Linked DNA regions of Homo sapiens: all the other regions are linked to region 2. Evidence: chromatin loops called from intact Hi-C (ENCODE). Cell type or tissue: heart left ventricle. All regions are shown on one strand. Links, peaks and the distances in the headings refer to the core of each region. The heading gives the core; the rest is flanking DNA. Region 1 overlaps NPAS3 (neuronal PAS domain protein 3). Region 2 overlaps AKAP6 (A-kinase anchoring protein 6). Region 3 overlaps AKAP6 (A-kinase anchoring protein 6).

Region 1 (11,028 bases), core at 1,669-9,668, 300 kb after region 2:
GGGCAGTGGAGGTTGCAGTGAGCCTAGATTGTACCATTGCACTCCACCTGGGCAACAAGAGTGAAACTTCGTCTCAAAAAAAAAAAAAAAAGGGAAAATGGTGGTCTCTTGAGACTATGCTGCATTTGATTGATGTTGCTGTTAAAGTAAAAATGTCCATGGGCCCTTAAAGCAAGAACGGGAGCTGTGTGAGGACAGGGATAAATATGTAGGTTTGGGACTGACCACTTTTAGAGGTTTGGGAGTAGGAAGAACAGGAGACTCCAGGAAGGAAATATGAAATAAACTTTTAAGGAGGCAGTTGAAAGCAGGGGCAGGAAATCCTAAGAGGTGAGACATTCGAGAGGGAAATATAATCAAATACAATCAAATTCCTTCCTTTGTGTAGGGACAGAAGATCTAAGGTGGTGAGAAATTGAGGAGAAAATTATAAGCAAATGCGCAAAGTGAAAAGAAGATTTTAGACCTAGAAATGACCACTGAATTTGATGACAGTGTCATATATGGCAAAAGATTCATTTATTAATATTAACCATTTTGTATTTTTATATTCAAATAACTAAGGGTTGTTTTCCATTTGTCAGGCAGAAGTGCTGGGCTTTACTGACAGATTATGGTTTTTATTTCCCACAGTAAATTAAGCATTCTTTCCAATGAATTTTTATGGAAATTGATTTTAATTTTGAATGAAGGTGAAGTTAGTTTAAGAAAATGGAAAAAAAATAAGATATTGTTACCTTTTAAAAGACCGATATATCTTCATGGTTCTGTAGATATAGTCAAATTTTGATCAATAAAATGGTAGCATGAAAATCTTTCCAGGTCTTTTTGGCACTCTCACATGCTCAGTTTAATAAAGCACTTTTGTTTACATAAACAGGATCTTAGCTTATCTAGCCTGGAAGGAATTTGAAGAGGAGGATTTTTAAGTCAAATTAATTACCTTCTGCCCCAGGGAAAGGGAACCAATAAATATGCAGAGATATCATCCTTTGAGTTTTGTAGGTTAAAAGGTGATAGAGCAGCTGGTGTTTTCTGGGGGAGCTGGAGGAAGGGGGTATAGATGATGGACTGTGATAGGAAGTTATTTGTTACTTTGTTTGAAATACTATATTATAAATTCCATGAATACTTTAAATGTGCAAGTGTGCTTAATGTACACTATTGAGAACAAAATGTAAATGGTTTGGGCATTCTATGGTACTTCACTGTTCTGTTACAGTGAATACTTGCCAACTGACTTCCTGTATATTAAATTAATATCCTGTTAACAAAAATTATGACAAGTGAATACTACTTATACTTCTGTCATTTCAGCAAAAGACAGAAATAATATATCAAAATGAAAATAACATACTGAACTTTTGTAAATTTTAGATTAGAGCCCCAAATTTTTTTTTCATGATGGATGTTAATTTAAATGAATAAAAATGATTTTATGTAAAGAGAAGCTAATCTTTGATGCAGGTTGCAAGATAACTGCTTGCTACTGGGAACTTAAATTAAAAAAAAAAATTGGATAGGCTCGCCATTCTAGTTTTTTGTTTGTTTGTTTGTTTTTGTTTTTTTTTTTTTGAGACAGAGTCTCACTCCATTGCTTAGGCTGTAGTGCAGTGGCATGATCTCAGCTCACTGTAACCTCCACCTCCCAGGTTCAAGCAATTCTCCTGCCTTGGCCTCCCAAGTAGCTGGGATTACAGGCATGTGCCACCATACTCAGCTAATTTTTGTATTTTCAGTAGAGATGGGATTTCGCCATGTTGGCCAGGCTGGTCTCGAACTCCTGACCTCAGGTGATCCACCCGCCTTGGCCTTCCAAAGTGCTGGGATTACAGGCATGAGCCACTGCACCCAGCCCATTCTAGTATTTCTATTTTAAATATTTAAGCACTTTGAGTTCCTTGAATCAAGATTCTGTCTTTGGAGCAATTGTTATTTCACTAAAGAAACAAGTGGCTCTCGGGAAATGTTATAAAGAAGACAGGAAAGAAAGAGGACTGTTTTAGTAGGAAACTGAAGCTGGGCAGCTCAGCACAGAAAAAGGAATATGGGCTCAAACCCTCATCCGTTGACCAGAATTCTTGATGACCCATTGGACATCTTTAGTGGATAATTCAGCTCTTCCAAATCAGCCCATCCAACTCCCTCCCTTCAGTAGGGATTTATCCTTCTTGTTCTGTAACCTAGTTAATGGTCAAACCATCCATCCAGTTACTTAAGCCAGAAGCCTGGGAATCGTGTTTGGCTCTTCCTTACATGGTATTTCTGCCTCCTATTTGCCCCATCATTGTGCCTACTTCTCTGATTCCCACCATGGTAGTCCTGGCTGAGGCCCTCTCATCTTTCTTCCAGATAACCAGAACAGCTTCTTAACTGCCTTGTTCATTCCATGGGATGGCCTCTTTAAAAGCTTCCACTGGTGGAAATGTGATATGGTTTGGTTCTGTGTCCCCACCCAAATCTCATCTTGTAAGTCTCACAATTCCCATGTATTGTGGGAGATGATTTAAACATGGGGGCAGGTCTTTGCCATGCTGTTCTTGTGATAGCAAATGAGTCTCACAGGATCTGATGGTTTTAAAAGTGGGAGTTTCTCTGTACAGGCTTTCTCTTTTCCTGCTGCCATCCATGTAAGATGTGACTTGCTCCTCCTTGCCTTCTATCATGATTGTGAGGCTTCTCCAGCCATGTGGAACTGTGAGTTCTCCATTAAACCTCTTTCCTTTGTAAATTGTCCAGTCGGGTATATCTTTATCAGCAGTGTGAAAATGGACTAATACAGTAAATTGGTACCAGTAGAGTGGGGTGTTGCTGAAAAGATACCTGAAATTGTGGAAGTGACTTTGGAGCTGGGTAACAGGCAGAACAATTTGGAGGGCTCAGAAGAAGACAGGAAAATGTGGGAAAGTTTGGAACTTCCTAGAGACTTGTTAAATGGCTTTGATCAAAAGCCTGATAGCAATATGTACAATTAAGGTCCAGGCTGAGGTGGTCTCAAATGGAGATGAGGAACTTTTTGGGAACTGGAGCAAAGGTGACTCTTGTTATGTTTTAGCAAAGAGACTGGTGGCATTTTGCCCCTGCCCTAGAGGTTTGTAATTTGAACTTGAAGGAGATGATTTAGGGTATCTAGCAGAAGAAATTTCTAAGCAGAAAGCATTCAATAGGTGACTTGGGTGCTTTTAAATGCATTCAGTTTTATAAGGAAAAAAGAGTATAAAAGTTCAGAAAATTTGCAACTGGATAATGTGATAGAAGAGAAAATCCCATTTTCTGAGGAGAAATTCAAGCTGGCTGCAGAAATTTGCATAAATAACGAGGAACAAAATGTTAATCCCAAGACAATGGGGAAAATGTATCTAGGGCATGTCAGAACCCTTCACAGCAGCCCATCCCATCACAGGCCCAGAGGCCTAGGAGGAAAAACTGGTTTTGTGAGCCGGGCCCCGGGTCCCTGTGCTGTGTGCAGCCTTGGGATGTGGTGCCCTGTATCCCAGCCACTCCCACAGTGGCTGAAAGGGGCCAGTGTAGAGCTCAGGCCATGGCTTCAGAGGGTGCAAGCCTCAAGCCTTGGCAGCTTGCATGTGGTGTTGAGCCTGCCAGTCCACAGAAGTCAAGAATTGAGGTTTGGGAATCTCCATCTAGATTTCAGAGGATATATGGAAATGCCTTGAAGTCCAGGCAGAAGTTTGCTGCAGGGGCAGAGTTCTCATGGAGAACCTCTGCTAGGGCAGTGGGTATGGGAAATGTGGGGTCGGGGCTCCCACACAGAGTTGATACTAGGGCACTGCCTAATGGAGCTTTGAGGAGAGGGCCACCATCCTCCAGACGCCGGAATGGTAGATCCACCAACAGCTTGCACCGTGTATCGGGAAAAGCCACAGACACTCAATGCCAGCCCATGAAAGCAGCTAGGAGGGAGGCTGTACCCTGCAAAGCAACAGGGGTGGAGTTGCCCAAGACCATGGGAACCCACCTCATGCATTAGCATGACCTGGATGTGAGACATGGAGTCAAAGGAGATCATTTTGGAGCTGTTAGATTTGACTGCCCTGCTGGATTTCAGACGTGCATGGGGCCTGTAGCCCCTTTGTTTTGGCCAATTTCTCCCATTTGGAATAGCTGTATTTACCTAGTGCCTGTACCTCCATTGTTTCTAGGAAGTAACTAACTTGCTTTTGATTTTACAGGCTTGTAGGTGGAATGGGCTTGCCTTGTCTCAGATGAGACTTTGGACTGTGGACTTTTGAGTTAATGCTGAAATGAGTTGAGACTTTGGGGGACTATTGGGAAGGCATGATTGGTTTTGAAATGTGAAGATAGGAGATTTGGGAGGGACCGGGGTGAAATGATATGGTTTCGTCCTGTGTCCCTCACCCAAGTCTCATGTTGCAAGTCCCACAATTCCCACGTATTGTTAGAGGTGATTGAATAATGGGGGTGGGTCTTTCCTGTGCTGTTCTTGGGATAGTGAATGGGTCTCATGAGATCTGATGGTTTTAAAAACGGGAGTTTCTCTGCACAAGCTCTCTCTTTTCCTGCTGCCATCCATGTAAGATGTGACTGGCGGCTGGGCGCAGTGGCTCACGCCTGTAATCCCAGCACTTTGGGAGGCCGAGTTGGGTGGATCACGAGGTCAGGAGATGGAGACCATCCTGGCTAACACGGTGAAACCCCGTCTCTACTAAAAAAAAAAAAAAAAAAAGATGTGACTTGCTCCTCCTTGCCTTCCACCATGATTGTGAGGCTTCCCTGGCCACGTGGAACTGTGAGTTCTCCATTAAACCTCTTTCCTTTGTAAATTCCCTAGTCTCGCGTATGTCTTTATCAGCAGCATGAAAGCAAACTAGTTCAAAATGTAAAGTAGTTCAGCCACTATGGAAAACAGTTCTGTGGTTTGTCAAAAAGTTAAACATAGAATTACCTTCGTACCCAGAAATTCCACTTCTTGGTATATACCCGAAATATTTGAAAATGGGTACTCAAATAAGAACATGCTCATGCATGTTCATAGCAGCACTGTTTACAATAGCCACAAGGCAAAAACAGCCCAAATGCTCATCAACAGATGATTAGAAAAAGAAATTGTGTTATAAATGTACACTGGAATATTATTCAGCAATAAAAAGGTATGAAGTACTGATACATGTACCAGTGTGGATGAACCTCGAAACCACGCTAAGTGAAAGAAGCCAGAAACAAAAGGTCACATATGCTATGATTTCATTTATATGAAATATTCAGAATAGGTAAATCTATACAGACAGAACACATATTGGTGGTTACCAGGTGATGGGAGAAGCAGGAAATGGGAGCAAGTGCTTAATGGGTATGGGGTTTTTTTTTGGGGTGATGAAACTATTTTGGAATTAGATAGAGGTAGTGGTTTCACATCTCTTTCAGTAAATGCCACTGAATTGTTCACTTTAAAATGATTAATGTTGTATCATGTGAATTTCACTTCAATTAAAACAATTCAACAAACTTTCACTGGCTCCCCCTTGTGTACAGAATGAGGCTCCAGTTTCCCCAGCTTCCTATAGGAGACCTTCACAATCCACCTGCAACCTAATTTCCCATTTCCTGTCCTGCTTTTCCTTCCCCTGTAGTTTCCTCTCACCCATAGGGGAATAGTTGCTGTTGCCAAAACACTTTGTTATTGTTGTTGTTTAATCCTTCTCTACTTGGGCTGATGTTCTTCTTCCTGTCTTCTTTCTTGGTGAAGAACAGTAGTGCTGGCTCCTCTATGAAGTGCATGCCCCTGCCTTGCCCCTCCCCAGGCAGTAGCATTCTTTCTTGGCCTCCTCCCGTTGCTCACCCTTGCTCTGGAGGCCTCCTCAAAGCCCCTTCGCACTGTGCTGAGGGTTGTGGTGGCCCTGCCTCTTCCCATCATCACACTGTGTGCTTCATCAGGGCTGGAACCACATCATATTCATGTTTCTATTCCTCATGCCCAGTACATGCCAGGGAACATAGTGGGTACTCAAAATTTGCTTTTAAACAGTCATTTAGTTTTTTGAATAGCAATTTTTGCTTCTTTAATTTCAGCTGTTGATTGTGGTAAAAAAATTCAGTTGAACTTCTTTTCTATATCTTGATTTACAGTAGGAGTACTGTGAGGAATTAGATGGGTATTATTATAAATGTTATATTCCGGCCGGGTGCGGTGGCTCATGCCTGTAATCCCAGCCCTTTGGGAGGCCAAGGTGGGCAGATCACAAGGTCAGGAGATTGAGACCATCCTGGCTAACACGGTGAAACCCCATCTCTACTAAAAATACAAAAAATTGGCTAGGCGTGGTGGCAGGTGCCTGTAGTCCCAGCTACTCGGGAGGCTGAGGCAGGAGAATGGTGTGAACCCGGGAGGCAGAGCTTGCAGTGAGCAGAGATCACACCACTGCACTCCAGCCTGGGTGACAGTATGAGATTCTATCTCAAAAAAAAAAAATAAAAGTTATATTCCTTGTCTAACACAGTTGCATTTTCTAAATGATTACCCAGTCTGTATTCCCCCACTGAAGTGTTTTTATTTTTAGTAATTACATGTATATTTTTCTAATTATTTCCTTTAATATTTTGGAGGAAAATAATTTCAACATAAGCTTCTTACCTTTAGTAAAGATGCTCCAAAAATTATATATAGCCCGGGGAAAAATCTGTTAGTGATGTATTTTCTTAGACCCAGTTATACTTACTCTTACATGTTTTTTTCCCCCTTAAGATTGTTTAACTTGGGTTTCTGTTGCTTGTAATAAAAAATATCCTGAATATTATAACTTAGGATGTACAAGTGTTGCATAGACTCTGGAGATATGAAAAGGAAAAAGATTCAGTCCTTGTCTCCAAGGTATTTGTGGTGAGTTGTGATGAAGTGGACAGAAAGGCTCACAATTGCCACATAGTATGATAATGCTACAATTGACATTTATACAAAATGACCTAGTACACAAAGGAGAGAACCCTTCACTCTGCTGGGGGAATAGAGAATGGTAGCACCATGCCATATGGAGTTGAGTTTCTAAGAAGGAGTTGCTGGCAACAGGATTTAATGGTGCCTGGAGAGTGTCAACAGCCTCTTAAATAAAATGTTTTATTTTTATTTTTATTTTTATTTTGCCAGTTGTTGCCCAGGTCACATAAGTGTAAACTAATTTTGATCAGTTTGAACTTGCTTGCTACCAAGTCTAGTAGAGACCTGTTTTAATGACTATTGCCAAAATGTGATTTACTAGAAAGTATTTCAGGCTCAAATGCCGACTAAGTGTGGCAGGTTGTTTAGCCACTGTGTTTCTCCATACTGCATTATATTTGATGGCCAAAATTAACTCTGTGGGTCAGCTCACTCCCTGATGTGCTGGATAAACCAGGGTGCCACTGCAAGACTCTGCATGTATTTATGTTATAGACACAGATTTTGTGAGTTGTTATGTATCTGGTGCAAGTATATGAGTAGAAGTTTGAACTTCAATTAGTTGGGTTTATGAAGCACTGACAGCGTAGGGCAATATATGAGGCATGTAGGAAATTACAAAGGAAATAGGAAACACAATCTTTGTTCATATTGAGTTTATAATCTAATGGAACAAATATAAATGGAGATACATGATAACAGATAAAATAAACATAAAAACATAGTCATAACCAGTTACAGATGGATAGAGATATTTGCACAAGTGCTATGGAGTTGGGAAAATTATTGCAAGGACTATTGTCAGCTGGGGTAAGTCAGAAACTGTTTTAATACAGGATGTAAAACTTATGCAAAAATATTAAGGCCAGGAAGGACAAGGATTAGTGTGGGGGAAATCATTTTAGGAAGTAAGAATGAAATGAAAATACAGAGGGAGCAGGCAGGCTATTGTAGATGACAATAACGTTAGCTGGAAAAGCTGAGTATTTTTAGGACATACGTTTCTTTTGGAAAAGCAGCTATACTAGAGTAGGCTAACTGCTGTAACAATCAGTGCCAAGTATCGGTGACTTAATAAAATCAAAGGTTACTTTTTTACATCGGATCCAATGGGAATCTTTGTGTGTGTGTGTCTCCATTCTACGCAGTTATTCAGGGATGCAGGTTTGTAATAGCTACATTCTAGGTTCTAGGAGTCTTCCTGTAGGTTCTAAGAACCTCTTTCATTCAGCTGGTGAAATGGACAGAAAATGGAGGATAATCTGTGGGAGGTATATATGGGGCCAGCTTGGAAGTAACTCTACCCACATTCTACTGACCAGAACTCAGTCTTGTGTCCCCACCTCCATGCAAGAGCCTGGGAAAGGTAATGTAGGTGGGTGCCTCTGAGGAAAAAGGCATGGGCTTTGGGGGACACATCATCTCTTGCCTTCACTTTTTTGCTAGTATCTTATGAATCTAGAGCACGTCCTTCTTTTTCACCTGAAATTTAGGTGATTTGAGTCTCCAATTTTCCTATGGAGCTTACGTGCCCTGCCGTCACCTCACACTCACCACTCTCTCCTTTCCTAGCTTCATTATTCATTATTTTTTATCAACAGTCTCTTCATTCTTGTATTACCTTAGCACGTACCTTGCAGTTATGGTTAGCAGTGTTCCTTCAGGATGCCTCTTCAGCCTGTTCTTTCTTTTCTTCTTCCATCTGCACACACTCTTGATAGTGACCTTATCTCCTAATGATGGCATTGGTATAGTAAGTCCCTACCTAGAACTCCACCCCGAATATTGCTGCTACATAAATAATCATTTTCTTCTTGCTCCATTCTCATTTAGTAATCTCTTTTCCTCCCTTTTGTGTGAGAATGAATTCCAGATTCCTCAGCCTGTACCTAAAGAATCACTGTTCCCTAGCCTCACCTCCTTCCTACCCTCATTTCTGACAGCTAATCACAGGAAGGCTCTACTCCAGGCAGACTGGTCACAGCAGTCTCTGAATTCAAAGGATGCTAATTCTGACCCTGGAGAATGTATTATTTTGTACATTTCTGGAGCAAGTCTCAGCTCATGTCATGTATAACTCATGAAACCTCACACACAAACACATTGTCTCCCAGTAATACTTCACTTGTGTGTTTCATTCACTTCTCTGGGTGCTTAGACTTATCTAGCCTCGTTCTGCTATAAAAATGTTTGTGTGCATGTTTTGTTTCTTCATGTCGATAGTTAAGATCCATAAGAGCAGGGACTATGTCATATATCTCATAATTTCCCACAGAGCCTAGCATGTAACTAGGCACACAATGATTACTCAACAAATACTTGCTGAATAAATGTATTGGATGGAGATGAAGACACTTAGGTGTAGAGATTTGGATAGGTGTTTTCATTTGATTCAAGAGGCAATTGGGAGCCATTGATGGCTTTTGAGAACAGGAATAAAAAATTATTCAGGGAAGGGAATTCTTATGGTTGTTTGTAGGATCCTGTCAAGTTGCAAATAGACAAATACATGTTAGAGATGGAGTCAAAGCAAGGAGCCTGCTTTTTTCAGACAGCGAAGTGGCCCTGTGCCCTACAGAATTAGAGAAGGTGGAAGTCTGAGGCCAGAGATTTCTGATAGGCTTTTGAGTTGTGAAACGTAGGATATAGAAGTAAATGATAGGACTTACTGATACCTGGAGACAAAGAAATAGGTGGCTTCCACAAATTCTGATAAATGTAGTATTGATGGTAGCAAATTGGGAATGAATGATGATTTGAATGACTGTAATGTGTTGATTTAATAGATGTTCAGGTTTAGGATGAAACAGGATTTCAGATGCAGATGTACTACAGACATTGGGAGGTTGGTATGTTTGTAAGAGCTCTGATTGCAGAGTTAGGAGACCAGTGATCTAATCCCAACTTTGTTGTTGTTGGGGTTTGTGACCTTGGGCAAGTCATTCACACTCTCTGTATATTATTGTGTGAGTTAGGCTAGAGCATCTTCATGGGGCAGATCATTGAGAGTCTCCCTGTATAGGCAAGCATCATAGCAACTTGAGAGTTTTAATACAAATGATGATTTCATTCGTAATTTTTGTTTCTTTTTTTTTTTTCGCAGAATTGAGGACAAACATTTCCTTACCTTTCTTGCTATAATTATATTTCAGTGTTAGCCCTTTTTAATCCCTTTCACCCTTTAACTGCATCCAAAAAATAAATACTTATCAGTTACTGAGATAATGGAATGGAAGCTCAATTATGCTAAAAACTAATGGTTAACACTAACACATAGTAACAGCTTCTTTTGCAGTATTTATTCTCTTGTTGATAAAAAAAAAAATAAGCCCAACGACCCACTGCTGCAGAAAGAATTTAGCTACAAGTTTATCAATTTAAGCAGGCCAACTGCACAACTAAATGCATGTGAAACTTAACAAATCCCTTGGGAAAGCTGACTGTAAGAATTTTCTAGTCTGTGTTGAGTTACTGAGGTGCGACATGGTGGATTGGACTTAATGCGCTAGGCAAGCACAATCAAATAGAGACAGTTTAAGATTTTTTTCTGTGTCCATGAAGGGATCTCTGGTAGGTGTCTAAATGAAGCATTCAGAAAGGACTATAACACCATCATGAGTTATCTTCCCTGAATATTTTGGAAGGTTATTTTGGTTTAGAAGAAATCCAAGTAAGATTTTCACAGTGGAAGCTTTGCAACAGTTGAATGATTTAAGATTATTATGTGATTCATAGGAATAGGGGAAAATACAAAGCATTGTCCCTTACATTTTAATTTTAATTTTCAAGGGAGAAATTCAAGAATAGTGTGTGTGATTTCCTGGACTTACTTCGGGTTAAGGCAGTTTGATATTCTAGTCTTTTAAAGTTGAGCATCAAAACTGGTTTTAAGACCACACTTACCCTGGAATTTCAGAAGAGTTTGACATAAGAAAGGTATTGTAGTAAAGTGGTTGAGTGGGTACGGTCTGGAGTCTCATTACACTGATTTGAATCCTGGTCATAGCACCTATTAACATGTGACTTAGGGCAAATTAGTTAACCACAGTTTTCTAATCTGTAAAATGGGAGTTATGCAATCATTATTAGGGGTGTGTAAAGATTAAATGAATTATTAA
Region 2 (9,810 bases), core at 1,600-9,599:
AAGATCTGATTAGCCTGACAAGTCTCTCTCTCTCTCTCAGGATATCTTTTCGTTCATTGTATGTATCATGGTGTCTATTAGAATTCCCTTCCCTGTCCCCAAACTCATTTCCATCCCTTGTGTGCTGACAGGCTGCACCGACATCATAATTGCAAGAAAGTTCCCTTTATCACATTCTATTTGCTGTAATTCTATAGAAGGACAAAGATTTATCTTCAAGATGAATAGCAATAAATGAAACTGCATTCATAAATAGACTGAAACAAAATGAAGGATAAATGGACTAGTAATGTTTAACAAAACGTGGTACGATTGGAGCACTCAGGTGGATTCTATCTACCCCTCAGATCTTCCCAGGGAAAAAAGAAATTTGCCTTTGGTTTGGCTTGCTGCTGCCAAAGTACAGGCCTCATCCAATTTAATGTTTATTAGTGATACATAGAGCAGACGTTGTCATATTAAGTCAATACATTTCCATGTGATTTAAGAAAACTGGCTTGAAACTCATGTATTGATTGTAGGCAATCCATCTAATAACTATCTATATTGTTTTCCATGTTTGCTAATTCACCCTTAACCTACTGTATTTTACCAATTCTACTTAAATAGTCTTAGCAGTTCTTATAAAGCAATCATGTGATTTTGCCTAAAAAAAAAAAAAATGGTTGCAGGATTCACAGTGCCTGCAAAAGCTGTCAGGGGGAGGGAAGAGGGACTTTCCACTGAAATATCAGACTGCAGTAAATCTTCCTCATTTAGGCAATTTTTATTGGAGTAATTCTGACAGTTGTCATCCTTGAATTGCTTTGAGCATATGGCATATTTCAAAGAGCAGATTGTGAATCATAAAAAATAAAATTAATAACTAACCACAGAATCAGCAACAGTATAATGACAAGAAACAACTACCTTCTAGTTTTTAAAAATTTCTTATAGAATAAGAAGTACATTCAAGGTCAAATAAAAGTTGCCTTCTTTCTTCTTCAATGGTATCATTTTAAATTACCGTTCTTTAATAAATGATTTTAACTTTTACCTCCTCTAAAGAGAGATATTTGTACTTTTCAAGGGTCTGGTTGACTTTAATTAGTGTCCCCTAGGAATCATCTCAGTTAAGAGAAGATATAAGCTCCCCAGGGACCCAGCAAATGGGGACATTTTATTCTCTAAAGAATGCAGTCCAACCTTAATTGAGTTTGTTGACTGTTAGCTGTTTCCTGTATGGGTAGCTGTCCACATTAACAACACAGCTATCTAATATATCTTCTGGCATAACATATTGTTACAGTAACAGTCTCAACCTAATTTAACAAAAACTAGATGACTTCACATTTCACATCAGGATCAGGAATTACATATGAAAACGTGCATATAAATCTCTATTAATTTAGTGATAGAAAAATATTTTATCCCTAAGACTTAAGTATTAAGAATTGAGCCAAATGGGAAAAATATAAAAGGTTACCTAACCATAAGCCATTATCTCGGACTTTATTGCACTCATGATGCCAAATAATATTTCTTTTCTTCTTGATGCATTTTTTATTTTGCACATAAGCCACTATTTTTTCAGAAACAGTGCTATTCTTTGTCAAAATCACATTCATATAATTTACATCACAATTAATAGGAAATCATTGAACAAAAATGCAGTCTTCTTTTTTCTTGCAGTTTCCTTATAAGTGCTTTGCCTGAAAATTCCCATTCTGGCATATTGAAGGCCATTATTCCACCCACTCAGAACTTCTGGGTTATAGTATTTTTCCAAACATTTTCTGTACTGTGATTTTTCATTTGTGACTCACGTCCTGTCACCATTCTTCTGCTTTTAGGTGCTTAACATAGCTCTGCTCATTAGACCAGCACTAACTTTACATTTGGCTTATAAGCAAAATTAAAGATTGAGTTAGAAACCAGTAGAAAATGCTGCTAGTCTGTAGGGTCTTTCTTTATGTGCACTCCCAAATTATTCCAGAGGCTTGGAAGCCTCCAGAATAACCCTGAGGATATTGACTGAGGAGTCATGTAGAACTTCAGGTGGCTCCTAAATTAGAAAAATTGATGAGAAGAATTAATTTCATGTCTTCTCAAGAATCCTCAGGGATTTCCAGGTTAAGTCAACATTTTCAATATCCTATTCCTCTGTTCTAATCTGCTTTTCCAGGAATCAACTGAACTGATGCCTTGAGAAAGGGGTATTTATGGTCTGTTGATCATAGAGACCCCTGAAGGAGTAAAGCTTTTCAATTGGTGCCCAGGCCTTGCCAGGTTTTAAATACAATTTGAGACTACCTTATTTATCTCTAATCTTTGTATTTGTTGACCCCAAAAGATACCAGTGCTTTATTAACCTTTTTTATTAAGGGCACCATTGACATTTAGGGCGAAACAATTTTTTTTTAGTTTGTGGGCCTGTCTTTTACACTACAGAACATTTACTCTTCATGTTCCCCACTCATTGTGACAACTCAACGAGACCTCCCAACCCATTTTACAGCATTTCCCAGTCCATCTCAACATATCTATACCATCTTTGTTTCTTAAAATACTTATATAACAACAAGGAAAATGCCTTAAACTTGTACTGTAAACGTTATTGAACAAACACTTTATATAGCTGATATTGAACCAACAGTTGTGAGTTTAAAAATCAAGGATGAAAATGAAGCTCATCATCCCTAGTATTAACGAAAAGGATGAGGTGAAACTTCTAAGGGAGATCTTCAGCTGAGTGATGGCAAAAATCCTAGGAAACTGTAGAGCAGGACCGAATCTTTATTCCTTCTATTAGAGCATTTAAAACCTTTGTTCTTCTCTCCCTGGGTGTCTCTCTGTATTTCATCACTCAACCCCTTTCCTGGAGTATTTATGCCCAAACCCTGACTCATGCACTTATGAAGTCCTAGGTTGATCCCCAAGGTATGTGTTTAGAAATGTCAGGTTAGATAAAATCTAATAAGATGCTAGTCAGTGAGAGTGAAGCTTATTTAGCTTTTTCAACATTAGGCATTACCTTCCTGACTTTACCTATATATTTTTATATCCTGATTTGCACTAGAAAATCAGCTAGCCTTACCTCCTAAACATGAAACTACAGATTGTATGAAATACAGAAACCCTAGACTATCCACTCAGCAGATATCCTGAGTACAGCATCTATTGTGATATTTAGGCTAATCCAAAGCCAGCAAAATACACAAGGAATTTATAAAGACAAATAATTGGATTTAATGGGCAAAGACTACATTAGTACAACTTAACATCATTCAGAAACCTTAATTAATACTGCAATGGGCTATAAAGTGGACTTTCTATTTGAACTATTTCTTGTTATTTTTATATTGTTAGAAATTTAAGATCATTTTTTGAGTTAATTTTAAACTGCAGTCTCAAGAGCAACCTAATTCCTATTAAAAACTAACCATTCCCTTAAATGTACTTTCTTCTTTGTTTTGAGACAGTGAGTTATACTGCCAATGACTTCCCTTCCCCCTTATCTGTCTTGCTCTACCTCTGAATAGGAGCCTTCTATATCTATTTTCTAATGAACATTGGCAATATCGTCAGCCTAGAAAACACAAATGTAGTCTTTTCTCATTTTTTCTTCCTCAACCTGAGAATTACCTCGAAGGAGAATTTGCACCCACTCTCTCACTTTCTTTCTCGTCATTCCTCCTCTCTTCCTAAGTAGGACAATTTAATTTGTCAAAAGTAACCACTATGATTTTGAAAGTTCAGCTCCTATTTGGACTAGAGTTACGACGCCAGAATTCATAATCACAGGGAGCTGTCACTCTGCTGGTCTGCATGTGCATTAACTATTAATGGAGAAATATTTAAAACCCACTTGTGAAGGAAAAGCTCCATTTTTTCATTTCTACAGATCAAAGGTGGCATTATTCTTGGGCTTGGGGAAGCTCATGACACCTCCTCCCCCATTCTCTAAGTGTTATAGACTGAGTGACCTAGAAGCATTTCAACGTTTAGAGAGTTATAGCTCAGACTGCTGCTGTTGCTGCTGCACTGTCCTCCCCAGCAGGTACAGCTGACATTGTAGTATGGTGAGGGTGTGCCCTATCAGAGGCTCCTTACCTATGCACAAAGGACTGCCAGTTCGCTGCTACCTACAGAGCACAGATGACAGATCTCCTAGTGATCCGAAGTTGGTCTGGAATTCCAGACTCCAAGGGTTAATTTCAAGGGCCAAATTCAGAAGTTGCAGCCTGGTGATTATTGTTATAATTAAACAAGAGTTTTCAGATAGTATGAAGCTCACTGAAACACCCCACTTATATATTTGTTCCTTGAACGATAGCTTACCTGCTCCTCATCAATAAAATATTAGATTATAGTCATGGGCTGCATAACAAGATTTTTGGCCTTTGAAGGACTACATATGCAATGGTTATCCCATAAGATTATAATACTATATTTTTACTATACCTTTTCTATATTTATGTACACAAATACTTACCATTGTGTTACGGTTGCCTACAGTATTCAGTATAGTAACATGCTGTACAGGTTTGTAGCCTAGGAGCAATAGGCTCTACCGTATAGCCAAGATGTGTAATAGTCTCTACCATCTACTCTATCATCTAGGTTTATCTAAGTACACTCTAGGATGTTCACACAGTGACAAAATCATGAAACACTGCTTGAATGGAGACCAGAAAGTGAGGTGGGGAGAAAGGGAGAGATTATAGCAGGGATATACATTTCTCAGAACATACCCCGTTGTTAAGCAACATGATTTGTACATGATTTATAAAGGGTTAAAAATAACTCTTCCAGCTTAAAAATACTACTAAATAAGTATCCAATTCAACTGAGATCTTTGTACTTTCAGAGAATTTATACTAAAGATTTTGTACTTAATTTTGTAGGTTAGTTACTCATATGGCTTCATTCATATAAGTCCAAACATGTCCTCTGTGTAAAAGGAAAAGGACCATTCATTTATATAATACAATGGCTACTAAACAGATCAATTACATTTTTACCCTGCTATGAATTTGGGGTTATTTATAAGAATCAACATGAAAATAATATAAATATTTTAAAAACATAAATACAAATCAGACTGGAGAAAATATACATAGACTAGAAGTTGCATCTGTAAGAAGAGTTAATATGCCTGTATATAAACTGCAAAGCCCTACACAGTTACTAAAACATGATCCCAATGTTATATTTTGAGTTTCCTGGTAGTGAAAGCAAAGAGGGAAATGTGTCCAGTTGCAAAATGTATACTTTCTATAAGAAAAAGAGATAATACTTCCTTTGAAGAAATTTTGTTTTGATACTTAGATGTGAAAACATTTTCTTTTAGGATTTTTTTAAAATACAAGGGCTTAGAATGGTATGGTAAATAAATTTCTAACCATAATAATTATTAAATATAAATACGTGTGGAATAGAATTAGAAATTCTGAGGAATAGGAAATATAGAGTACAAGAAGAAGTATGGAACATAGTTGACTTGCTATTTTATAACTATTGATATCAAAATGATGTCATAGATATGAACTAATCTCAGAAAACAGATTAATCACACTATTCCTGTATTTCATAAATTCACACATTTCAGCTTTCTGGAATAGCTCTCTTTTATTTTGTTCTGGACCAAATTGATCTAACTAATTTCCGATGTGATTTGATATTCTTATGACTAAACTTGAGCCCCTAAAAGTGTAATGTTAGGTTGGTTCATGGTCCAGGTCACAGTAGCTAAACTTGAAATAGAAGACAATTCATTAACTTTTTAAAAAAAAATTCACATGGTGGTGTACAGAATAGAAGGACGAGTCAAAAAATTAAATTCTGTTAATTAGGCCTTATATTGGAATTTCAGTGTTGAATGTTACATCTCTACCCTGATGTTCAAAATGAAACAAATTACAGTTATTGAAGCAGTCAAGGTAAAAATGTTCTAGATATATCAGGCACAAGAATTTAATGGTAATTTTTTACCTCTTTTCCTGGTAGATTAATTGTATAGCTTAATAGTATGTTAGATTAAAACTCCATTAAGATAAGAAGAATATGCTTAAATTCATTATAATATTTCAAATAACATTATCTAGTCATTTAAAAAGTGATCAGAATGGAAAGATCTAGACTGTCTCCACTGCTTATCTAGAAATGAATTTGTTGTTTCATTTTTATTAAAGTTTGAAAAGTCCTTAGATTAACTGTCATATTAATTTGAGCTTTGATGAATCAGTGTTTGCTATGAATACTTGAATATATTTTTTTTCCTTTTTTTTTTCTTTTTTTGAGAGAGGGCAAAACTTATCCTGAAAATGTTTAGGGGAAGAAAAAGTAGATGAATGTGGTTTCTCAACAATGTTTGAAACACTGTTCATGCTGGAGCCTGTAATTCCTATTTGAATCACTTCTTTAAAAAGAAAAAAAAAAAGATGTTAAGAGAATAGGATGCCAAGAAATAGTTGGCTGTGTGTGTGGAGGGGCAAGGAAGGGAAGCCCCGCCAGCAGTTTTTGTCTCTAGCGGGTGAGCTACTGTCCGGAAGGTGCGTTGGCTCTCTGGGCTGGCCTCTGAGGCATTGTGCTGCTCCCTCTCTCCCTGGCCTGGCTGGCTCTGGCCTAGAGTGGATCAAACGAGCCGTGGGGAAAGTTCCCCTCATTTGCATCACTTCTAGACAGCCCTGTCGTACTCTTTGCTGACAGGAAATCACTGTCTTTGTCACCTTTTCTCAGGGCCCTCCTTTTGGCAGAGATGGGCCATGTGACCACGCTTAATCACAACAGGGCTGGCTCAGGACTCAATGACATGTTTTCCTCAGCACTTCAATAAATGGGGTACAGGAGTCAGTAGGAAATGAGTACATTAATTTTAGAGTGAAAAGATAATTAACACTTGAAGGACTAATGCTACAACCTATGGAATTATTATTCAAATTGAAGTTAATTTATCAAAAACTTGTGAAAACTATCTGCCCTAATGCAACTGTTTAAAAAAATAAAACTTGAATAGTAAGAGTTGGGCATGTTGGAGGCAGAGTGGGAAGAAGGCGGGGAGAGGGGGGCTTGGATGGAGAGTGGAGAGTGAGGGGAGAGAAAGGGAGAGAGGGAAATCATAGCAGGCATTAGCTATGTTTGAAAAAGCAACTTAAATGGGCTAAAACTTCAACATTTGGGACTGAAGGCTGGAGCACGTAAAACGCTTACTTAGATGATATGAATAGGACACTGGCAAACAAAAGCAGCAGTGTGCTCCTAGAAAACTGTGCTTAAAGGAGTTTCCTTGGCAACAGAAATGCAGTTCCAAAAGTAGACAGAACTTTCCTCAGAAAACATACTATTAATAACAACCTTCCGGAACAACTTGGAACAATTTGACGACTTGGCAATAATAATGCCAAGTGTTCTGCAAATTAATCTAACACATAACAGTTATGTTTCTCTTGCCTGTAATTCTGCTGGACCCTACCTAGAACTCATGCTTTTAGCAGCACAAATGTGAAAAATATTTCTAAATGCTGTCACGGAAAAAGAAAACCAAAAGAAATGCTAGTGGCCAACAGTGGCCAATGATTGTATTCAGCCTTTTGGAATCTACTAAGAACTCTGAGTTCAATGAGATAAGTTTATTCCAATAAATGCTCCTATATTTACTATCTCATTTCAGTAAAGAGGCTTCCACAGACAAAACTTGGTAAAGGGTTAACAGTCTGAGACTTGCTGTGATGTGAAGCACATCTGAGGCCGTTGGTTATGTAAATGTAATGCTCACTAAATATGTGCTGAGTGTTATTTTTTAAAGTATCATCATTTCTTGTTAGCCTAGAGAATAAACTAATCTTGGATGTACTTGGCCAACGGGAATCATTTGAATTCTCCTGAAGGCTATCCGTTTGCCAGCCAAGAGAGGTAGAGTATTCCCCTCCTCTGACCTTTCTTGAATCCTTGGATCTAAAGGTTAAAAGTAATCAATATCTCATTGTGCTGCTTGGTTTCAGGGTAATAAGTAATAACCATCATGTTAAAATCCAAATGATTACAGATAGCACTTAAATTAGTTGACCTGTTTGGGAGATTTTATTACTTCCAATCAGGATAATAATTAGAGTTTGCTAATAAAATTTTGGATTAAGTTGCAAAAAATTTCAGCCTTTAATTTTTTGAAAAATGACTTTTACTTAATTAGATGGGAATGCGTAGTATTCCCTCTTTTGTTAAGCTGATAGCTTTTGCTTTAGCCCCAGATATTTGTAGATTTCTTTCTAGTTTCTAGAAAAGAAAGTAGAGGAACATTTAAATTTCTGATAAGAAAAGGTTTTTGGATCACTGCCATCTTTGGCTCCTGAACTACTCAAAACTATGTATATGTTTCAGGTTAGTGACTTCATAGCAGTGACCCTCACCTACTTTTTAGTATGTCCTGTTTTTAAATTACTTATCTTTAGTGGTTATATTCATATTGGGGCTAATCTGGTTTGAGGCTGGCAAAAAATTATATGATGTATGATTAAACTTTACAGACAGCTATGGTATGAATGGGGTTATTTATTTTGTTTAAAAAAAGAGTATCAAAATTTAAAGATGAAAACCAAATATTATCATTGACAAAGAGGTATTAATATAAAAAAGATAAATGATAGGCTTAATGTTCCATGTAATTACATCAGGAAGGCATTGGTTATCATAATTATAACCACAAGGAAATGTATAAGGTACATATGCTATTTGGTCTAAATAATTTGTCTTTTATCATCGTTCTAGTTTTTATAGTTTATTAGAACTTCTTGAATGTATTCCTAAAGCAGGAATGTGGGGCTAAAAGGTACCTAGGTAACGTTTCAGTTATTTCAAAAGAAGTCCTGGTACCTGTTCAGAATAGATGGTAAGGCGCAAGGGAAAAGTTTTCCCATAGTGCTTTCACATTAAACTCATTAACTTCCTTTATGTCCGTATCTCATAACATTGTCTAACTTTGGAAAGAAGCACATTTGTGGTTGTCCTAGGGATATCAATTTGGAGTATTAGGGAATTCTCCAACCCAGCTAGCTGCATTACCAACTGACCATACTGCCTTTAATCCCATTCTTAAGATTCATTTCTTTGGGGTAAAGAAGAATGCACTCTACTGAATGCAGATATTCTGTGGGGAAGGCGCAGGAGAATGATATTGAATTAAATATCAATTTTAATATCTAGCTAAAATAGAAAGGCATTGGGAAGGGAAGAGAGTGGGTAGAGAGAAGAAATCCAGAAAAGGGAACAAAAACAGATGTTATCTTCTTCAACATTTGATAAAAAGAGAAGTGTGTTTATGTGTATGTATATGTGAGTGTGTTTTTCTGGTATTGAGATGGGTGTAGGATAGAGGGAGAAAGAAACTTATCAAATAGTAAGATTTTACTAATAAATTTGATTGTGTCAGTGCCCCATTCACATTATCTTATTTAATGCTCACAGGGATCTTGATTATTTTCCTTAATTCATAGACCCTGAGCCAAAAACATAAAGAGGTTAGGAAGCTAGCCTAAAAAGGCACAGAACTTGTCCCTTAGTCAGGCTAGGCTAGGGTATGCCAAGATAACAAATATGCCCCAAATCTCAGAGGCTTAAAGCTGCAAAGATTTATTTCTCATGCATACTACATGTCCATCACATGTTGGCTATTGGCTCTGCTTGGCATTGTCCTCACTCTTAGACTTAGGCTAATGGCACAGCCACCGTCTTAAATATTCCCTTACTATGGTAGAGAGAAAAGGGAGCTCTAGCGGGTCTCACTCTGGCCATTAAGCCTTCTACCTGGAAGAAACACATGTCAGTTCCACTCAA
Region 3 (11,028 bases), core at 1,467-9,466, 110 kb before region 2:
ACTGCCACATGGTGGCACAGAAGCACCAAATTCCTACAGACAGTGCTTACAGTCTTGGTATCCGTGAAGGGTTTGAAAATGTTTCCTTATTGTGTCATTATACTAAATACTTATAAAAACAGATTCAATTTAATTATGAAGTGTCTAAAAAAATTCTCAAAGATATATGCATGCATTTATCATCTGTATTTCTTTAGATCTTCATGTTATATCATATTTCTGATTAAACAGCTTTCGTTTGTCTCATAAGAAAAACCAATATACTTCTTACAGAGTTTTTAGCCATACAGGAAAATTTCCCCAAATACTTTCAGCTGTTTTTCTCTTGCTTGCCTTCCTGTCTCTACCTCTGCTCCGTTTTTCATTGCTTGAAGTTAAGAGATGACAGGGTTTTCTTTTTCCCACTTCCTGGTGCCCATCTCTCCCAGCATCTCCATAGGCAGCCAAGGCCCCAGCAAGTTAAGCTTCACAAGACCAGCAGCTGTCATTTGGCTGTGCTGCTCAGCTAATGGGAGCAGTGGATCAAACTTCAAAAGCATGAGCTATGAGAGTTTCACTGGACTGCCCCCACCTCCCTCAGCCTTGATGAGCAGGCTGGTGGCCTTACACGGGCTTTGAAGTCCCATTTGCTTGTCCCCCTTGATTCCCACCAGTTTAAGGGTAGTCGCAGAGAGTTTAGTGGGAAGTGGCAACATTACTTCTCTTTGGTGGACTTGGAATACCACTCAAATCCTGGCCTTGAGTTTCTTCCTTTGGTGGCACAGGGATGGAAGGGTCTTTCAGAAATTTATAGCATACAGGCATTTTGAGGTTGGTATGTGGGAATGGTAGCGTAGGAGGCTCAGTTTGGACATATGAAAGTCTTGGACTACATTCCTTTACTCATGTAACTCTAATTTTGTGCATCTAGAAGACAAATAGTGTTAGCTTCCCTTTTCAGTTAAATAGGATTCCTGCACTGTTTAAAGCACCTGGGAATGTACTTTTTGCCTGTCTCAGTTTAAGGACTCTTGGGCCATAATACCCAGTAGTTATTGTTTTGAAAATTGTTAGTGCCCAGATATTTTACTAATTTATTACTTTATTTTTCTCTTTAGGAAATAATGATTGTTTTTAATTAGAATGCCGGGGAAACACTGCATTTATTAAGCACTTCCTATTTAGGGCAGTATTATACAAAGCATTGAAGAAAAAGTTTACAGACAAGCCTCACACTATGAGGCTCCATGCACAGGCTGAAGGACACTGTGCATGGATGAGAGACTCACATGAGCTGGGGTGTGGTCACCTACAATCTCTCTCCATGTGTAGATTCATGAGCTTACCCTACTTCTCTATTGCATTATGTGGAATTTTGGAATCTTGAAATAATTCACCTGATATAAATAATATTAAGTTAAAATTCTAGATCTTTACATTAGCCAGAAAAATGCCTATTCTATATCTATAGGGTTGTTGTGAAGGTGAAATAAACATGTTTTATGTGAGGATGAGCATGCTTTTATCATTTGGGGGAATCTTCCTTAGAGACCCAAGAACATTTGGTGTGAGAAGCTTGGGTGTTCTTAGACAAGTTGAGATTCTCCCTGCCCACCCTCCCCTCAGCTGTTCTCTTGATGCTGTCACCTACTTGAGGGATGGCTTTTGTCTCTTTGGTGTCTCCCCCAACTCCTAGCCTTGCACATGCATGATAGGTATTAAAAATATCTGCTAAGGCCGGGCACAGTGGCTCACAGTGGTTGCAGTGAGCCAAGATTGCACAACTGCACACCAGCCTGAGTGGCTGGGCAAGACTCTGTCTCAGAAACAAAACAAAACAAAACAAAACTAAACAAACAAACAAAATCTGCTAAATGAATGAATGAACATTTATAAAAGCAGTGTTAGAATCACTGTGGGCAACAGATTCTAACAAATGTTATAAATCATCAAACGATAACTGAGCATGTCTACAAGTTATTTCCTCTACCATTTACAAATCAAAATGGACTTGTCACAGGGCTTTCTAGGTATTGTTTGGTATATCTGTGACAAGAAAAACATCTCTAGAGGGAAAAATAGGAATATTTTCTTCTGTTTTCAGGATGCAATTTATCGCCTTTGACAAAAAACACCAGGAATGTCTTCTCAGATAAAATGTTAACTCCGATATTTGAATGTTTTTTAATTTCAGAGGTAAATGTTACTGTTTTAAAATATGAAGACGGTATGACTAGACAGGATGTTAATAACTTGACATTACAAAATTTATTAAATTTATTTTTAAAGTGGTTTGGTTCCCCCTCTCAAATGCATGAAACATGTGGGAGTTGGAATAGATCTGCCCCAGGCTGCCAAACAAATTTTTAATGGAACTGGAGTCCTTCAGGGATTGTCCTAAATCCACATAATATTCTTAAGTCCTGGTGTTTGCACTGGGACCTGTATATTAGCAGCTGTACGTGTGAATAATATACTTATATCAATCTATCACTCTTGTGAATCCACATCTGTAGGGGCTGCTGCACATCAATTATTCCACCTCAGGGGGTAGAGAAATATTTGGGCCAGCACTGACCTCCTTTTCAATCAGGGCCTCTGGAAGTCAAATGGTCCCTTTAGACAGAACCTCTGTTTGGGAATCCATTTGGCCTAATGTGGCCATGCTGGGAAGTGAATGTGATTACCTGTGTCAGGTGTGGAGATGGCATCCAGAGAAGCAAATGAAAATTCTGTCACTTGGAGCCACCGTCAACATTCAGGATCTCTCCCTTCTATCTAATTCTTGCATAACATATTAGCCAGTCTATCAGAAAAGAATGTCAGCTTCAGTAAGATGCATCTACTTTGCACCAAAAAAAAAAAAAAAAGCAACTGTTTGTTTGAAATAAATTGTAACTTGTGTAACTTGTTTGAAGAGCTAAATTCACTTTCAAATTCTTGGAAATGTTTTTATTGTCTGAGGTTTCAGGAAGAAAGTCTCCTCAGGAAGAAGGAGGATTTTTTTGTCTTCATATCTCAGTGTCTTCTCTTTTTTTTTTTTTTTTCAAAAGGAAAACAAAGGTTTTATAATGCTTATCTTTTTGATCAAAAACTTGGAACATCTTTCTCAAGAGTACAGAGTTCTTTTATTTTTTAAAGCTTCTGCTTTTATACCTAGAGGTGTGTTACAGATTGTCATAACTGATAAATCAATGACAAATGTAGCCACTTCATTTTGTTGGGGAAATAGACAATTGTGGTAGCGGCTGACCATTTATTTAATTATGTGGTAAGTACCACATGATGAGAGGGCAAAGTTAATTGATGATTTGGGCTATCTCAGCCAGGGTACAGTTTACATGGCAATTACGCTGGGATCATCTAACTGTAATTGGCAAGTAATTTTGTAAGTGAAGGAACATGACAGCTCATTTACATGGTGTTCACTGAGTAAAATTTGGGGACATTTATCAACTACTTCCAAGTGAAGAGTGATTGTATCAGTGTCTCCCAAAATGCCACAAGCTGTTTAAAAGTTACATGGGAGGTTTTTTGTACAAATCTCCATGCATTCATTTCCCTGAACATTTGCTAGTTATGTGCTGTGTGCCAGGCACTGTCCTAGACACTGAGGATACAAAAATGAGTAAAATAAAGAGTTCTACTCTCAAGGAACTCATCTATGCGAAGCAGACACATCAATAATTTTAACACAACGTAGTATGTGAAGGTTTGAGCTCTGTACAAGTACTATGGGTGCCAAGGGTGGGGAAACCAGTTAGGTGGAAGATGGTTAGGGAGAGCTTGCTAGAGAAGGTCACACCTGAGATTAATCTTAAAGGATGCCCAGGGCTTTTCAAGGGGAAGAGCTTGCCAGGCAGAAGTGCCAGCCAGAGTAGAATCGGAGCAAGACAGCTGGTGTGAGCTGGAAACTTTAAGCAATCCAGGTACATTTCAAGGCAGATATGTAGCCTGTGAAGTTGCATTAGCTGGCATCTCAGAGGGCCCTGTAGGTCATGCTCAGGGCCTGGGTCTTATTCTCTACCCTGGCAAGCCATTGGAGAGTCTTAATGTCAGAGCTGTTTTGTAGGAAGGTCATTTTGTATAATAAAGCCACTTGCATTATTGCAGTATGCCAGGCTCCATTCTGCATGTATCAAGGCATTTCATCCTCACAATAAACCCCATGAAGTAGGTATTAACATTTCCCGTCATCTATAGATGAAGAAACTGAGTACACAGAGGTTGGCCAAAGCTACACAGTGAGTGATGGAGGAGCCAGGATTTGAACACAGGCTGTCCTGCTCCAGAGCCCTTGCTTGTCAACAGCCCCATTCTACAGCATGTCATAACTCTCTTGACACAGCTGACTGCAATTCCTTGTTTACACAGTGTCCCCTACCCCCACCCCAACACACACACACACACACACACACACACACACACACACACACACACACACAGCTGTGAGCTCTGTGAGGGCAGGGACCATGTCTATCTTGTTTATAGCCATATCCTTCAAGCTTAAGACACTACCTGCACCTTCATAGACATGCAACAAATAAGAAATAAGTCTAGTTTTGAGGAGGGTTGTGATTCGAGTTGACCTGGCAAGGGATGATGATGAAAGCCTGAATCTAAGGCAGTGTCAGTCAATAAGGAGAGATGAAGAAGGGGAAATAAATGGTCAGGGTTTGTTGATTGATTGGATGTGTGGGTCTTGTTGGAATATTCTCACAGTGCTTCTGATTTCCAACCCATGCACTGGAGGGATGACTTGGCAAAAGAATGTGAAGCAGTGGGAAGCTTACACTGCTCTTCACAGAGCTCTTAAATTCCTTACAAGAAATGTTGCAGACTCAGGATGAGACATTAGAAGAGACTTCCCTTGAGGTGGTTAAAAATAGAAGGGACACATCTGCCTGGGATGGTTGAGAGACAGAGCTGCCCTTGGGTAGATGAGTGGTTAGATAGCCTTTGGGATTCTTCCCCTTTTGAAAATGCTCTGATTTAAAATAAATCAAAATTCTCCCAAGCTGCCTATGCTTAACTGCCTGGCTTAGAGAAGATAAAACCAAAGTGTTCAAGGGCTGGAAAATATTGAGTCCAAATGCCTGGATGATAAATAAGGAAATAGAAGCCACGGTGGGTTAAATGACTCATCCCAGGGCACACACTTGAGGCAAAAGGAATACCCAATCATTGGATTATCAGTCTGGGCTTGCTCTTCCCCATGTCTCATACAGCAGCATTTATGTTTTGGGGGGTCCTCTGTGGGAAGGCCTGTGCTGGGTAGAAGCACACAGCAAAGGAAACCTGGTATCTGCCCTTGAGGAATTCAGAGAACCTCAACAATAAAGAACCCTTATCACCTGAAAATGTCACAAAGTACCATCTATTACGTAGACTATTTGGAAAATAGAGAAAATGAATTTTAAAATTCGTAATGATTTTTTTAGCCTCACTCATTGCCTGGCACTGCTTTAACGCTTTATATTTATTATCTCCAATTCTCCGTGTTTTAATGCTTTACATTCATTATCTCTAATTCTTACAGCTGCCTGCAAGTTAGATAGTATGATTTCCATTTTATATTTCAGAAAACTAAAGCACCCAGAACTTGTTCCATAAGATCAGACCATGGTAACTCCAAGTTCAACCCTGTACAAATTATATTAACATTTTGTTGTATTTTTTGCAGTCTTTTTCTAAGTACTAAGACTATTTACTTACATATATGTAATTTTATCATAGATACAATTTGGAATCTTCATTTTTTGTGGCATGTTCTATGTATTTTCCATATGATTGTTTAGTCTTCATTTTGATGGCTATCTAATGTCTGATCAAGTTTTCAGGAGGTTCTTAAATGCTTACTCATAGAAATCTTCCGATTCTTGGTATATATGGCATTTTAAAGATATATTTTGAGGACTGGTACCTCTGCCCATCCTCTTTGGATGGCATTGTGGAGAGGAGAAGAGAAACTACACAGAGGATCATGGCTTTCTTCTCCCCCAGGAGCCCCTCTGAGAATGGAGAGTGGTTCTGGGCACAGCTCAGAGTGGAGCCTGGGCAGAGATGGCCTGAGGCAGATAGCAGGTGACTTTTCAAGGCTTGGCTTTTCTGACTGAACACACATTCTTCCTCCTGCCCTTGTAAAAAGGCAAGTTTTCATTTTCTTAGGGTAGTAAAAATCTTTTGTGTGAAGAAAAAGTGTCGTCAAGTGTCTTATTCATCAGCATATATACCATCTCTTTAAAATGACAGTGGGAGTAAAAGTTCATCAGTTCAATATGTCTTTCACATTTGGAGACTCCTGACTAATAACCTCTGGTATTTATCATCAGAACAGCCAAAGAACTAAATTCTGGCACATGCTTCTCTCACGCACTGAGAAAAACTTAAAAAGACAGAAGATTTTCTCCATTTTTTCTTCTATTCACTTAGAAGGAAAAGCATACCTTTTTTAATTAAAAAAAATATGAGCACGCAGAAACATCTGGCCTGTATTACCACAGCAGCTTCCTAAATGGCTTCCTTGTCTCCAGTCTGCCCTTTAAAAATCAACACTATATGCAACAGCTAGAAAGATTTCTAGATCACAGATTTGCACCAGCCACTCTCCCATGTCACTGGCATATTCTTCCATGACTCTTTCATGGTTCTTGGGGTCAAGTCCTGTGTAGCCATAGCTGCTGTCTCTCCTGCTTGCACCCTGCCCCAGCCACACTGAGCTGCTTGTGGCTCCCTGCTTCATGCTATAATGTAGGATTATCTTCAGGCCCGTGTACAAATCAGTTCTTTCTCCACAAGCTCCCTGCTAGGCTCTGCTGAACCTGGATCCCAGCATGGGCTCCCACAAACCCTATCCAGCTATTATACAGAATATAAACTTCCATCTTGTTTGTATTTTATTTTATGTTAGAGACACAGTCTTGCTCTATTGCCCAGGCTGGAGTGCAGTGGTATGATCATAGCTCACTGTAACCTTGAACTCCTGGGCTCAAGCAGTCTTCCCGCCTCAGCTTCCCGAGTAGCCAGAACTATATGTGCATGCCACCACACCCAGCTAATTTAGCCTTGTTTTTGCTTGGTCAGCATAATTCCTATATAAAATTTTTTAAAAAAACTTGAATCCCATTGGGCAAGGCATATCACTGTTTAGTTTGCTTAAGGCCCGACCACTCTGTGTTATACACTAAACCCTAATCACACATTTATTCTACGCTGGGTCTTATAAAGCTACTTGTTTTCTTATCTCCTTTACACAATAGAATATAAGCTGTTTGAGGATAAGGATTGTGTATTGTTAACTTTCATATCTATAGGCTTGACAAAGACTACTCAATAAATATTTATTATATGAATTTATGTCTTATAAAAAAACAAAAATTAGACCAGAAAAGACTCTCTTTTTGGCTTTTCTGCTTGTTCATGAACATCACAAGACTAATGGAACTCAGTGCACCTGGCAAAACTAACAGTATTTCCATCAGGTGATCGAAAGTCTGTGTTCGTGATTTGATACTACTAAGATTGAACCACTCTGGACATTTAAGCTTTTGAATGTGCTTATGATCTTTCCCACTTTTTCTTGTACCAGGATATCTGTTTCCATCAAGGCGTATATTTCCTTGGTTTTATGTCCACATGACTATCCAACTGGGCTATTCAGAAATATGAGTGGAAAGGATTAGACATATTATTTTATCTGCTTTGCAAATCTGATCATGACCAAAGTACAATCAGTGGGAATTCTCAAAGTTTGGTCCTGCCAATAAGTAGTACATCCAGATATATGCAAGCTGGTGATGCTAGAGGTTATAGTAATAGAAATGCCCATTGGTGAATCTTTGATAATCCTGTGCTTGTTTCAGTCATCATGTTTTTCCATTTCCTTAGTTATCCTTTTCTAGTCATTCATCTACGTGCTGCTTTAAAGATGCTAAAAAAGACCTGGTGTCATCCAGGAACCAGATTACTCATATTTATGGAATTTCATATAATCAGTGCCATAGGACCATGGTACGTGCCTATGGCAATATTCTTGCCATAAATTTGTTCTTCAGAGAATGCTCTGCATTTTCAGGGAGTGCTATGGATATTGCAGAGGGACTGTACACCATAGGGCATTGCTGAATAATGGAAATGTGTTCAAGTATCAAGTTTAAGGAAAGAACAGCAACAAAAAAATAAAACCCTTTCATCCAAGCTTCCTTCCCTTGGGAAAAGGTGGGGACAAAATGGCGAGAGCTTATTATAGAATCCTTTAGCAGCCAGAAATTTCATTGACAATTTTGTTAATGTGTCTGCTCGTCTGCCTTCTCAGAGGCTCATTGTGAATTCCTTAGTTGATATTATTAATGGTTAATGGGTGCACCTGAAAATCAAGCAATATTGTACCATTTGGGTAATAGTTATGTTAAATGGTTCTTTTCTACAGCATCGAGCTTATCAGATTATCTTTTTCCTAATAATGAATACCTCATCTTTTCCAATTTCCTAATCAAATGCTTCCATGTCATCTTGAAGCAGAGCCAGTTCCAGCTGCATCTATTCTATACTCTTGGCTTCAATTATATCAAATTATTCAACCTACTTACGGTTCCTTAGATTCCCATTTGCTCTGAGACATAGACATCATGCACCTCTTTGGAAGCTCATGATTGCCAACTATTCAAAACAGGTCTATTGTAAGTAAACAGTGAATCAAAGAGAGCCCTAGGCTAAATTTACAGTTATGAGAAAATTTCTACAATAAGTTTCTTCCTAAATATTGGTGCTCTTGGGTGATCTTAAGTGTTCTCTTTACCCTGTCCCTGCTCCCTAAAACACACATGTATCTCATTCTGCATGGCATTGCTTCAGAGTTGAGGATGTCCGTGGCAGTGGCAAAAAGTAAGTGCAGGCACGTTTTGACTATAAAATAACAAACATTTAATTTTTCATAGGTAATATATAGTTTGGATTGATCAGAAGTATGAGGCTTCCCATACATTGCCATATTTTATTTTATTCAACCAGATACCTGTGGCTAAAAGAGGACAGTACAAGAAATAGTGAACAGCCTTGGGGAAACCTGATATTGTCACTTTCTGTTATATTGGCTGCTGAAACTTTATTGTATCTTATGCCTCTAGTCAGATGAAATGATTCATCATTCTGGACTCATCTTTTAATAATGACTTACAATTATAATAACTTATAATTCTTATCTTTATACTTCAAGGCTTGATCTGCATATCTCTATCTCCTTCATTTCTAGGTTCTTTTGATCATTGTTTCAGTATTCTGAACTTTAAAAAGATCCATTTTCTCTGCTAAGAAAAGGAGAGTTCAGACTCACCACTGACCACCCAGGATGACTCAGGCTACACTTCATTCTCTAGTAACATGTTCAGTTGCCCTTTGGGGCCAGAGGCCGTGCTTTATATTCCCTAAATCTCTATTGCCCAGCACAGTGTATAGAATGGGCACAGTACATAGTTTCTAAGTGGATGAATGAATGAATACATGATTTCACAATTTATGATTGATTTACTTCTTTAACGCAAAATTATATTTTACCTGGAACTGTATCGTTTCAAACTTCTATCAAATATTCTTAATACCAAGTACAGTGCAGTGCAGACCTTCTCAATAAATGTTTAGTGAGAGCAAACATATATATTTTGGAGACTTATCATGGAGATGCCAGAATTTGGCCACACAGTATTTCAAAATCCATGCTTGCTCCAATTAGTCAAGAAATGAATTTTCACCCCCCAAATTAACCATTGGTTCAATAGATTGGTTACTGTGATTACTCTCCAGTAATCACAGAGATGGAAAAATCTTTGGAAAGCCATCTATGTTTCTTGAAATATTTAAATGGAAACCTTCCCCTTCAGAGTGTTATTGTTCAATGGATATCCACAATTCCTGCAAACATCTATTGAACAACTTGTATGTGACATGAATTGGAGATAAATGTAAAACTGGCAATTTTTCAAATTACTTATAATTTGGTAGCCAAGGATAGAAATAAAGCAGCATATAGTAAGATAAATTTTACAATAGAAGCAGATATAAGGAGCGGAGAGGGGGGAGTAATTAATTCCACATAAAGCATTAGGGAAGGCACCCTGAAAGAAATGGCTCTGAGTTAGATTTCAACTATGACAGCAGTTTTTGTCTTTTGGATAACTATCATGAGTGAAAAATGCCGGATTGTGCTTGATGTATTTGTTTACAAGGCAGTGTCATATTATAGGGAATAAACTTTTAAAAAGCAAAGATCTGAAAGACATTTAACTCCTCAGTGCAACACCTGAATCTCCAACTGTGTTCTTTGTTGTGTGATATCTGAGAAACAGAACTGAATCAAACCCTACTATATTAATGGATTTATATATGTGCACATAAGGCTAATATATTTTATGCTGCCAATTTTTTATGGTTTCATAAATAGTGCTATCACTAACATTTCTAAAAAATGAAGAAAAGAGCTCATATGTGCTAGCAGAAATTCAGTATATTTTATAGAACACTGCTACTCTTGATATAGCCTACGGGATGTGACTTTTCATAAAAACCTAATGAATTTCTAGATTTGTCAGCTGTTTCCAAACAGATGCACTCAGCTAATCTAATGGAAACATTTTGAGCCCAGATCCCAAATATCAATAGCTTTTAGTATTGCAAATTAGTTTGTCTATTGGGTAAATTGGGCTGTGTGGTTCTTGATAAAAAGTAGCAAGTAATTTTATATGGATGTTTTATGTGTAACTGCCTTGCCAGGGTTTAATGTTCATATTTTTCCTTGCAGAGTTTTAAGTTGAATGTAGACAGTCATTGTGCTCTCAAGGAAGCTGTGGAGGAGGAAGGACACCAACTTCTTGAGCTTATTGCATCTCACAAAGCAGGTAAATCCTCCTGAAATATTGCAAGTCTTTACGTCTCCAGACTATTAAGAATGAAGAAGCATTGCTGTAAATTACTGCATATATTCACTTCCTTATGTATTATTAATATTTACATTATCAGATTGACCTTCAAGATTTATAAATGTTTCATATACTGCAT

What was found. Peaks named below come from ENCODE experiments on the same cell type or tissue, not always from the same donor. Only the 100,000 strongest peaks of a DNase experiment are listed, where the experiment ranks them.
Region 1: a loop joins it to region 2, with 2.3 times the contacts of the local background. A loop is called at or near these places in 9 of 110 quality-filtered maps.
Region 3: it touches region 2 in a loop (2.3-fold over the local background); 16 of 110 quality-filtered maps call a loop at or near these places.

Annotation. Positions count from the first base shown.
Region 1 is chr14:32,993,075-33,004,102 of GRCh38, forward strand. The region is part of intron 1 of NPAS3 (neuronal PAS domain protein 3); the gene reads left to right. Among named protein-coding and RNA genes, the nearest start is that of NPAS3, 60 kb to the left of the region's middle. In heart left ventricle, for the core only: CTCF peaks have their summits at 5,491 (motif pointing left) and 5,699; no DNase peak of the experiment used is centred there.
Region 2 is chr14:32,696,147-32,705,956 of GRCh38, forward strand. The region is part of intron 9 of AKAP6 (A-kinase anchoring protein 6); the gene reads left to right. Among named protein-coding and RNA genes, the nearest start is that of NPAS3, 240 kb to the right of the region's middle. In heart left ventricle, for the core only: no CTCF peak of the experiment used is centred there; a DNase peak (open chromatin) is centred at 6,585; H3K4me3 peaks cover 491 bases; H3K27ac peaks cover 2,715 bases.
Region 3 is chr14:32,588,639-32,599,666 of GRCh38, forward strand. AKAP6 (A-kinase anchoring protein 6) reads left to right here. Exons shown (of 14, transcript NM_004274.5): 6 at 10,772-10,868. Among named protein-coding and RNA genes, the nearest start is that of AKAP6, 260 kb to the left of the region's middle. In heart left ventricle, for the core only: no CTCF peak of the experiment used is centred there; no DNase peak of the experiment used is centred there; H3K27ac peaks cover 265 bases.